2 separate regions of the Homo sapiens genome follow, and region 1 is linked to region 2. Evidence: chromatin loops called from intact Hi-C (ENCODE). Cell type or tissue: B cell. All regions are shown on one strand. Each heading gives the region's core, and the rest is flanking DNA. Links, peaks and the distances in the headings are about the cores only. Region 1 has its middle 120 kb from the start of NFIA-AS2. Region 2 overlaps NFIA (nuclear factor I A).

The links. Hi-C counts contacts between places; a loop is a spot of excess contacts. Peaks named below come from ENCODE experiments on the same cell type or tissue, not always from the same donor. Only the 100,000 strongest peaks of a DNase experiment are listed, where the experiment ranks them.
Region 1: a loop joins it to region 2, with 24 times the contacts of the local background. A loop is called at or near these places in 20 of 110 quality-filtered maps.

The regions. Positions count from the first base shown.
Region 1 is chr1:60,845,577-60,850,963 of GRCh38, forward strand. No RefSeq gene overlaps it. Among named protein-coding and RNA genes, the nearest start is that of NFIA-AS2, 120 kb to the right of the region's middle. RefSeq lists an enhancer at 3,557-4,387. In B cell, for the core only: a CTCF peak has its summit at 3,255; no DNase peak of the experiment used is centred there.
Region 2 is chr1:61,451,397-61,456,783 of GRCh38, forward strand. NFIA (nuclear factor I A) reads left to right here. Exons shown (of 11, transcript NM_001134673.4): 11 at 3,907-5,387. The coding sequence ends at 3,924. Among named protein-coding and RNA genes, the nearest start is that of NFIA-AS1, 200 kb to the left of the region's middle. RefSeq lists an enhancer at 727-3,122. In B cell, for the core only: a CTCF peak has its summit at 2,162 (motif pointing left); a DNase peak (open chromatin) is centred at 2,155.

The sequences.
Region 1 (5,387 bases), core at 135-5,134, 610 kb before region 2:
GTAAATTAGTTCAACCATTGTGGAAGGTGGTGTGGTGATTCCTCAAAGATCTAGAATCAGAAATACCATTTGACTCAGCAATCTCATTACTGAGTATATACCCAAAGGAATATAAATCATTATATTACAAGGATACATGCACACATATGTTCATTGCAGCACTATTCACCATAGCAAAGACATGGAATTAACCCAAATGCCCATCCATGATAGACTGGATAAAGAAAATGTGGTACATACACACTATGGAATACTATGCAGCCATAAAAAGGAACAAAATCATGTCTTTTGCAGGGACATGGATGGAGCTGGAAGCCATTATCCTTAGCAAGCTAACACAGGAACAGAAAACCAAACACTGCATGTTCTGACTTATAAGTGGGAGCTGAACAATAGGAAAGCGTGGACACCGCTAAGGGAACACCACACACTGGAGTCGGGGGGTGAGGTTGGGGGAGGGAGAGCATTAGGTAAAATAACTAACGTATGCTAGGCTTAATACCTAGGTGATGGGTTTATAGGTGCAGTAAACCACCATGGTACACGTTTACCTATGTAACAAACCTGCATATCCTGCGCATGTACCCCGGAACTTAAAAAAATAAGAAAGAAAATGTGAATTGGTATAGATATAAGTCAAATTTTCTCAAACCCAGTATTTTAAACAGTGATGAAGCTATAAATATGCTCGCATGATTAGAGTAGTAATTCTGCAGCTTGCTTGAGGCCACTCAAAGGGTACAAAAAGAAGATGCCATACCAGGACCCTCAACCATATCCTATTCCCCTCACTCATGTTCCTTGAGCTGAGCACTGCACTTCTAGAGCACCCTCAAACAGCTCCATAGATATGATCAGCAGGATGTTGAAGTACAGCTCCACGTTTCCAGACACCTGCTCATTGACACTTTCAGTGTCACAGTAGTCATAAATGTTGGCTGTCATGCCATAACCTATTCAGACCAGGTTCAAACATTTTATGGGTTCAGGACAAGAGTATAGCTAGAGGTCCATATACTGGATGTCTAAATTCAAAATTCATAATCAAACTAGTAAACTGTTGCATAAACTGCCTTCTATATCCCTACATTGACAAATATACTTTAATAGAAACAAAAATAAAAATATGTGTGAAGCTATTATTTTTATGTCACTGAAAATAAACCACTGTTCTACTAATAAGTGGTTGATGTTTGTTGACTACTAAAATAAAGGAATACATAATTTATAAATTGCTATACACTAATTCCACAAAATTTTCTTTCCTTCATTTTGGCAAAAAAAAATTTATGCTATTATAATCAAGATTGTCATATAATTTTTGTTCCTTTAGTAGTAACACCAAATTACACAATTATTCCTGAGTCACTGTAGTTCTTAGGTAAGTTTATACTAATTTCAGTTTAGAGAAAACTCACTCTTCAGAGGCAGGAGAAACTGGCATTATCAATAAAATTATTAAAATAATTAGATTATTATCTTAGATTTAGAAAGATCTTTAAATTTTAGGTAGAATATGCAAACATTATAGTGGGATTACATATGATAAATTATCACTATCATAGAAAGCTTTACAAACTATTATAATTTCATTGTATAAATTATCACTTGTCTCATGATTTTCACCATTTTAAAAACAGTAACCAGATTTAATAGAAAGGTGAAGAATCAGTATCAGACATCGTACATGTTACTTCTTCCTATATATAAATTTCAGGGTAATATAAATTTTAACTATTACAAAGTTAATAGTTCTTCATCTGCCACCTGTAACTCCTATAAATACCATACCAACTGATGTATCTCCAGAACCAGAAGACAGAGAAGCAAGAGAAAGTACCCTATATGTCACTGGGAAGTGATTCTTTATTGAGCAGGAATATCCATATTAAAGCTTTTTGAAAAGAAAGATTGGACAAATTGACTAATTCGCCTCTTCTTTTACCTAAATGCTTCAGTTGTTCAAATATTTCCCACATTCTAAAATAGGGACTAGCTTCAACATTGGCAATGACACAAACCACAAACCTTTAAAGCATGTTTCAGGGACGTATATTAAGAGATATTTAAAAAAAAAAAAAAGTTTTTCTTTGAGGTCCAGAAGATGTTACTTGTAAGAACAAATGTTTACGGTTGCATATGTCAGCCCTCAACAACAGATCCTGAGTGACAGAGGTGCCCATGTGCTCTTAAATAAATCTGTCTTTTTGTATTTGTGGTATGTATTATCTTTCAATACAAGGTCTAGAGCAGGGATTCCTATGGCTTAGGTCTAAAGATGTTATTAAATCTATTCATGGGACCTTGGGGCATACTTGCTGGGCAACGCTGAGAGAGAGGATACATTAGGGGGAGAACTGCGTAAATAAAAAGGAGGCCATAGGTAGGATAATAAGGTGTGTGTGTGTCTTTGCACATATGAGTGTGGAGTGAGCAAGTTTTAATTTCTCATTATTTAAGAGATATAGAAGAATGACATCATCAAGATGGGGGAATAGGAAACCCCAGACCCCATTCCCCAACAGAAACATTAACTAAACAACAATACACAGACAAAAAGTTTTTATGAGAACCTAGAAATCAGTTAGGAAGTCACAATACCCCCAGGCAATCTCAAAGCCAAGAGCAGCTGCATTGAAATGGATAAGAAATTTATTTCATTAACTATGTCAGCCCCTCCCCCAAGCCAGCACATCTCTGGGAGGAAAAGCCCAACATACAGCTTCTTTTGTGACAGGTAGAGAAAAGAATGAAATGTATGTTCAAAGTTTCAGCTTTTGAGGGGCTGCCCAAGGAACTGGTTTCTGTCTCACCTGACTCGGAAGATTCATGGGAACTGACATACATTGGATGCCTGGGAGCCACAGAGAGCAAAAGAGAGTCAGCGGCTTGTGGCAGTGCCAGAGAACTTGTAATATCACAGATAGAAATTAGCAGGGCTTGTTGTAATCAAGAGTAAGCACCTAGCTGTGGCTTTTTCCCTGGGAAAAAACAGGAGGGTGGTATGTGTGTCTAGCATTCTGCCTTTTCAGGGGGCTTCCTGAGGGACGAGTTTTTGCCTCATCTGATTCAGAGTCCTAATGGGAAACCAACATACCTTGTTTGCTTAGGGCCAGAGGGACCAAAAAAAAAAAAAACCTAAAAACTCAGTTGCTTGTGGTTGCACCAGAAAACTTATAATACTACAGATAGACACCAGAGGGAGCAAGAGATTACAAGCTCTGAAAAAAACAACTTGCAAACCTCTCTAATTGGGAGAAACCAGAGAAAACACATCTCCAGAAAAGATGTGAGAGGCCCTCACAACCTCTAGCTGAAATAACTGGTGAAGTTATTTCCCTGTATGAAGTCAGTGAGTAAAGACTAGGAGAGATGGCTGTTTTTCAAATGCATGAATACCAATATAGTTACAAGACACATAAAGAAATATGGAAACATATCTCAATCAAAGGAACAAAATAAATCTCTAGTAACCAACCCTAAAGAAATAGAGTTATATGAAGTACCTGACAAAGAATTCAAAATAACCATCACAAAGATGTTAGAAAAATGGTAAATGAACAAAATGAGAATATCAACAAAGAGAAAAAATTTTAAATAAACAACAGCAATTTTGGAGCTTAAAAACACAAGAGCTGAATTGAAAATTTCACTAGAGGGGTTCAAAAATAAAAGTGATGAAGCAGAAAAAAAGAATCAACAAACTCGAAAACAGATCATTTCAGATTACCTAGTCAGAAGAACAAAAGGAAAAAGAAATGAAAATGAATGATGAAAGTCTAAGGGACTTATGGAACCCCATCAAGCAGACTAATTACACATTATGGCTATTCCAGAAGGAAATGAGGGAAAGAGAGAGAGAGAGATTGAGAATGGCATAAAGATTATTTGAAGACACAATGGCTGAAATTTTCCCAAATTTGGGGAAGGAAATGGACATACAGATAAAAGAAGCCTAAAGGATCCCAATTAAGATAAACTTGTAAAAGTCTACATTACAATCAAATTGCCAAAAGTCAAAGACAAAGAGAGAATTTTGAAAGTGGGAAGAGGAAAGCTACTCACCATATGAAAAGGATTCTACATAAGAATATCAATGGGTTTCTCAGCAGAAGCCTTGCAGGCCAGCAGGAAATAAGAGAATATATTCAAAGTGCTAAAAGTAAAAAAAAAAAAAAAAAGAATATGGCAAAACTGACATTCAAAAATGAAGCAGAAACACTGAATTTCCCAGATAAAAGCTGAAGGAGTTCCTCACCATTAGACTTCCAGGCAATGCTATAGAGTGTCCTTCAAGTTGAAAGAAAAGGATGCTAAAGAGCAACACAAAAACATGTGAAAGTATAAAGCTTGCTGGTAAAGGTAAATCTATAAACGAATACAGAATATTGTAATGGTGGTCCATAAATCACTTTTAATTATAGTATAAGAGTTAACACAAAGCGTGAAGGAGAAAGAAGTTAAAGAGTAAAGTTGTATGTGATTGCAGTTAAGTTGTTATCAGCTTAAAGTAGGTTGTTATAACTATAAGTGTTTTGTGTAAGCATCATGTTAACTACAAAGAAAATACACATAGAAGATACATAAAGGAAATTAAGAAATGATTCAAAACATGTCACTACCAAAATGACAACACAAAGAGAGAAAGAAAAAGAACAAAAAGCTACAAGACAGAAAACAATTAATAAAATGTCAATCTTAAGTCCTTCTCTATAAGTAATTGCTTTAAATGTAAATGGATTAAATTCCCGATCATAAGACATCAAGTGGCTGAATGGATTTTTAAAAATCAAGATCTCACTATATGCTGCCTATGGGAAACTCACTTTAGATTTAAAGACATATGCAGGCTGAAAGAAAAGGATAGAAGAAATATATTCCATGAAAATGGTAACCAAAATATAGCAGAGGTAGCTATATTTATAACAGAAAAAATAAGCTTTAAGTCAAAAACTGACACAGTAGACAAAAGAGGACATCATATAATTATAAAAAGGGGCCAATTCACCAGAAAGATAAATCAACTATAAATGTATATGCACCCAACATCAGAGCACCCAAAAACATGAAGCAAATATTAATAGAACTGAAGGAGAAACAGACAGCAATGCAATCATAGTAGAAGATTTGAATACCTCACTTTCAATTATGGCTAGAACATCCAGACCGAAAATCAATAAGAAAAGAGTAAACTTGAACAACCCTATAAATCAGATAGATCCAATAGACAGATAAAGAACATTCCACCCAATAGCAGCAGAATTCACATGCTTCTCAAGTTCACATGGACATTCTCCAGTATAGATCACATATTAGGCTACCAAACAAGTATTAACACATTTGAAAAGACTGAAATCATACCAATTTCCAACCACAATGGAATGAAA
Region 2 (5,387 bases), core at 240-5,239:
AGGCACTTTATTAAATCCTTAGTCAGCACTTTTCCAACCTGATGAGATTACTTCTTCATTTGACTGGAGAAAAGGAAAGCTGAGCTCTTGTCCTGGACTGCAGATTTCTTTTGATGTTTCACCTTGAACATTGAAAGAGGACAGTCACCCCACTTCCCTCCCCACTCCCGCTCAGCACATCCCAAACTCTAGACATTGTGAATGTTACCGACTAATTTTACGTAACTGGAGCCTTGGTGGGAGTGTGGATTTGTGGACCTCCACAACAACTATAGCTGAAAGTTTCTGAGGAAAAAATAGATCAAAGCTCTGTGTTTACTTAATGTAAATGTATCAAGATAACATCATCCTATATTGCATTGTAATAATGCCACTCACTGCACATAGGGAGGGAGATTCCTTTGTAGTCCATTTGGATACAGTAGGGTAGATTAAGGGGCTATAAAGTACGAAGGCAGAAAGCATATGAAACCTAAGCTTATGTCACTAAATGTCTGAGGATAGTTTTTGTTTAATGTGTTACCATTTTCCCAGTGATTTGCTGCTCAACCCCAACGATCGAATAAGCTCAGATTTCTTTTATGTTTTTCCTATATGACCCAAGAAGAAAATATGCAGAATCATTCTTCAATTAATGTTCTAAAACTTGTACTGCTTGCATAATAGAAATTATAAGAAAATATCACAAGAGAAAAGTAGGCTTTTACAAACATTATATTGTCCATCTGGTGTTACTAGCAGCTCATGGAAGTTTCTAGGAATTGACTGGCTTACACATGTGTGACTGTCACACTCATCCCAATGGGATTATGAGTGTCTTTACAAACTGATTAGGAGAAAATTCAGGGAGATGTATGAATTATTATTATTATTATTATTATTATTAGAACTATCTGCCATCTCTGCAAATAAATGATTTAATCAGAGACTTCAAAAAAGAAAAATTCCCTGTGTGGTTCCCCTAACCAACTTCCTGTTCTGGAAAACCTTGGTCAAGTAGCTGGGTTAATTGTCATGAAGATTAGTGTGATGTTGAAATAAGTACTAATGGTCAAATTATAGGAGTGAACAAGTTTAAGAATAGGTTTTGGTTTGGGCCTGAAAGGGTTAATTAAGGTTTTTTCACGGGTTATTAAAGACCCCCAACCTCTGCCTTCAGGAGTCATATTGACACCCCACCACAGGGCAGCTCAGCCCCTCTGTTGACATGTTGCTGGTCAGAGCACAATAGCCTTCTGTGTCTGCAAATCATTGCTAAAATCATCTCAAGGAAAAAAAAGTTTGAAAGCTTTAACGTTAGACAAAAGCCCAAGAGTTGCAGCGTGCAGCCCAAAAACCTGGAGTCAGCAACTTCTATTGATTAAAAACTAACCTTTAAAGTAACTCTGAGAGTGTGTGGTTAGCATTTAAATTTAAACATGTCATGAGTTGATTTGTGTTACTGAATACCAACTCAGAAGGAGTAACATTCACATCGCATTTTTTTTTTCTAATTCCCTTAAGCAGCTAAAGTATTTCATGAAATGTCAATAGGGCAAAAAGAAAAAGAGGTGGGGGGCTGATGCTGGGCCTTGTAGTTTTCTTTCCCATGCAAATATCCACCCCCCAAAAGAAAAGTGTGCAGAGTGAAACACAATAATTAGTCCTTTGTCTAACTTTCCCAAGTGCCAGAGAAAGACAGATTAATTAAATATACAACAATGTTGGTTTTTGGAGTGGGGGTCTTGCTTGCTGTGTAGGTCATAAATTAGGCAGAATAAATACTTCAATGTGTTTGCAGTGGGCCTGCTACGTCAGAACCACTGGAAGGTTGGTGGGAGGAGAGCAGAGGGTTTCTTGCTAATGATAGTCACGTCTGGGTCTGTCTGGTTGCTCTTAGCAACCAGACATGATGTAACACCAGGATGAACTTGAACTTGGGGGACTTGAAAAGAGAACAATAGACCAGAGCAATCAATAAAGCCTATTTCAGTGAAGGATTACAGAGCTGCTCTGGGGTAACCTTGTCGGCAAGGCACATACTGAATAGTAAGATGTGTGAAGAAACTTTTTTTTTTTTTTTTTTTTTTTTGCTTTGCTTTTTAAGAGAAGTGCAGAGGCACTGCAGATTTTTGTAGTGCCCTGAGGTCTCGTCCAGAAACTGTGGTGTGGAGAACTGCTCCCCCTGCTGACTCACTGGGTGCCAGGCCTTTGCTTCAAGAACTACCTTAGTGTCAGATTGAAGAAGTCTGGAATTTCACAACCGACTTAGAAAGTGTGAAAACAGAAATAGTAAGCATTATTCCCCGCACCCAAAGTTTGAACCTGTTTTGTAGAAGGGAGGAAGCGGCTCTAACGTGGATGAGAGTCAGCTGTTAGGTAGAGGCCTACTAGAAACACAGTTTGGGGTTTGCTTTCTCTCTCCTTTCTCTCCCCCTCTTCTTTCTTTTGTCCAGCTAGATTTAGGCCATGTGTATTTGCCAGGCTGATTTCCTTTCAGGACACAAGAGGCTTTATTGTGTTCCTCAAAGCATGTGGTCAAAGAATAACATCTGAAAGTCTACAGGATGCGTAGTTTTTCGGTCTGGGCTTAAGTTTTTTAAACTCCTCTGGAAATCAAAGGTGGCTTGTGTGACTAGGAAATCTTATACCAAACTCCATGTAGCTATCACTTAGCCATTCATCCCTGGGGACCAAATGAGTCCTTACATTACCTAATGGAATCTCTTCCACAGGGATGATCCTTCACCTGCCTGAAGCAACCCAATTAGAACCCTTTCTGATACCGTCAACTTAAAGAATTCAGAAGCATTGGTTTTTGTTAGGCCTTGGTAATTTTTCTGTAAATAATGATAAATGTAGTGAATTTGTCAAGGTATCTCTAGAGAAAAGTCGGCAAAAGCCACATACTTTTTTATTTCACTGGAGAAACTAACTCTGATGTTAGTCCATAATTGCTCATTCTGTCTAGCTAACAGAAAAAGAAATGCCAGCAGATAAAGTGATATATGACCAGACAATTGCTCAAAGCTAACCACCTAAGGATTTACGAAAGGAAAAGGTAACCAGTAACTGGGCCTGGCAGGCACACAGAAGGCTCTAAATAAATGCTGCATGGACGCAAGCATGAATGAAGGGTACGCAGTGGCCTCATTTTTCCTTTGGACAATGTGGTACTTAATAGAGTAAAATCTTGATCCTACTTAGTTATTATGTTTCATGTTTGAAAATACCATTTTAGATATATTGGGCTGAAAGGAGCATCTTCCCTCATAAAATCCTACATATGTAAGGAAGGAAAAATACTGTGACTTGCTCAAAATCACCCAGGAAGACTGGGTCCAGCACTTTTTCCACCTTACCTCCACTTATTCTTGTGTCGCTATTGACCATCTGGGCCTGTTAGGAGAGTGTCACAATCATGGCTTCAGTGCCTGCACCTCATTTGAAAGGAGATGTTGAAAATCATCAGAGTAGCCATTCATTGCCACATGAAACCCCTCCCTTTACCCATTCTCCATTCATTCAACTCTTCTTCATTAAGAACGTTCTGTATTCCAGGCACTGGGCTAGGCACTGAGGATTGAATGATAAACAAGATGGTCAAGTTTCCTGCCCTCCTATAACTGCCCCCATCAGTTAACAAAACCCTTATTTGTATTTCAAGTGAACAGAAATACCTCATTCTGTAAGATATACTCAGAATGTTGGAAAACCCCAATGAAGACAATGAATTATAATTTCAGAAGAATAAGATCAGTTTCAGTGTCACAGGATTTTTTATTGTCTGTCGTGCCTTTACTTTTCCCAGCGAATCCCTCCCGCATCCCTAACGTAGATCCTGATTTCGTGGTTGAAAAGGCAACTTCTAAAACACACGTTTTTACAAATTGTGATTTTAATTGTATTTTTCCTTTTGTCTTCCAGTCCTGGTACCTGGGATAAAAGTTGCAGCGTCCCACCATCCACCAGACAGACCACCTGACCCCTTCTCAACTCTGTAACATGGACGCAACCTCAACCCAGCGCAGTTACAACTTCACTATCAGCGGAAGGGGAGAAAAACCGATTCAAATCAACTTGTACATGGAAACAGCAAGCATTATGGTCAAACAGCAAAGGCCATAACCTTTTGGGATTTTTTTTTTTTTAAAATACTTTAGGGACTGTTGTAATTTCTCATATGGTGCTGGAAATGGTTGGGCTTTGTAACATTTGAAGTGTTTCCATGGTAGCGTGAGCATTAGGTGACGTGGCTAGCGGAGGACTACCCTTGCTCACTGACTTCCTGTTGTAACACACTTTCCTTACGGAGCCTGGCTGTTTCACAGTATTTCATGAATTTACCCACACAGGTGTGATCCTCCTTGAGCATTGAGGAGGCACATGGAGAACTAAATCTTTTGTAGTAGCTGAGATCTGCAATATATAACGGGACAGTCAAAGGGCAATGTTTTTCTGTAACATATTGGAAAAAGAAAATGCAGTTATATTCCTTTTTTATTTGTTCCTTTAGTTTGTTTTGGTTCAGCAGTCAGCAGTTAAGTATATAACATGGCCCGCAAGGACAATGAATCCACTCACATTGCAGAACAATTCCGAAAATGGCAAACTACTACTACTACTGTTCAGTTTTTTAAAAGTTTTGAAATGCTGCACTTACATTTAAAAAAACAACAACAACATTTTTTCAACAATTTCAACAATGACACAAAAATTCACATGGAAATGGGGAAGATGGTCTGTTTTGACAGAAACTGACAGGAATCAATCAAAACAATCGAATTTTGAATTGAGTAAAGTGCAATTTCATTGGATAGCTAAATATCTTTGTAAGATAGAGATTGTTGAAAATTCTATTTTTGTTTTTCTAGTCCTTTCACCCCAGGACTCTAAATTATTGGGGTAAAAAACAGCCTTGCAAGAAAAAGGGGAGCTATTTTTGCTTTTTATGTTTTTTATTGTTAAACTTGTATCCCTTTAAAAACTGAAGGAAATTAAAAAAAAAAAACAAAAAAACAAATCTAATGGTGCTTTTACCACAATATGTTAACTACATTAAATGCTAATTAATTATTTTCTGTTATCAAAGCACATGACTAAAATGAAATCATGGTATCTGTTAATTTTATAAGCTAGAAGTCACTATAATGGATTACGCCAATTCTAAAAAATTTTACACCTATCTGGCATCATAGGATTTATCAGTTATCAGACACCTCATTGTACCAGAGATTGTCCAGAAGTTTTAAAGACCTTTGCATCCCTGAACTGGGCTATGGGAAATAATAATAGTAATAATAATAATAATAATAATGATGAAACCAATACTGACACAAATGCTGGTGCCCATTCAGATCAAGGGTACTTGTTAGGGAAAAAAAAAAAAGTTTGCACCCCCAAACGTC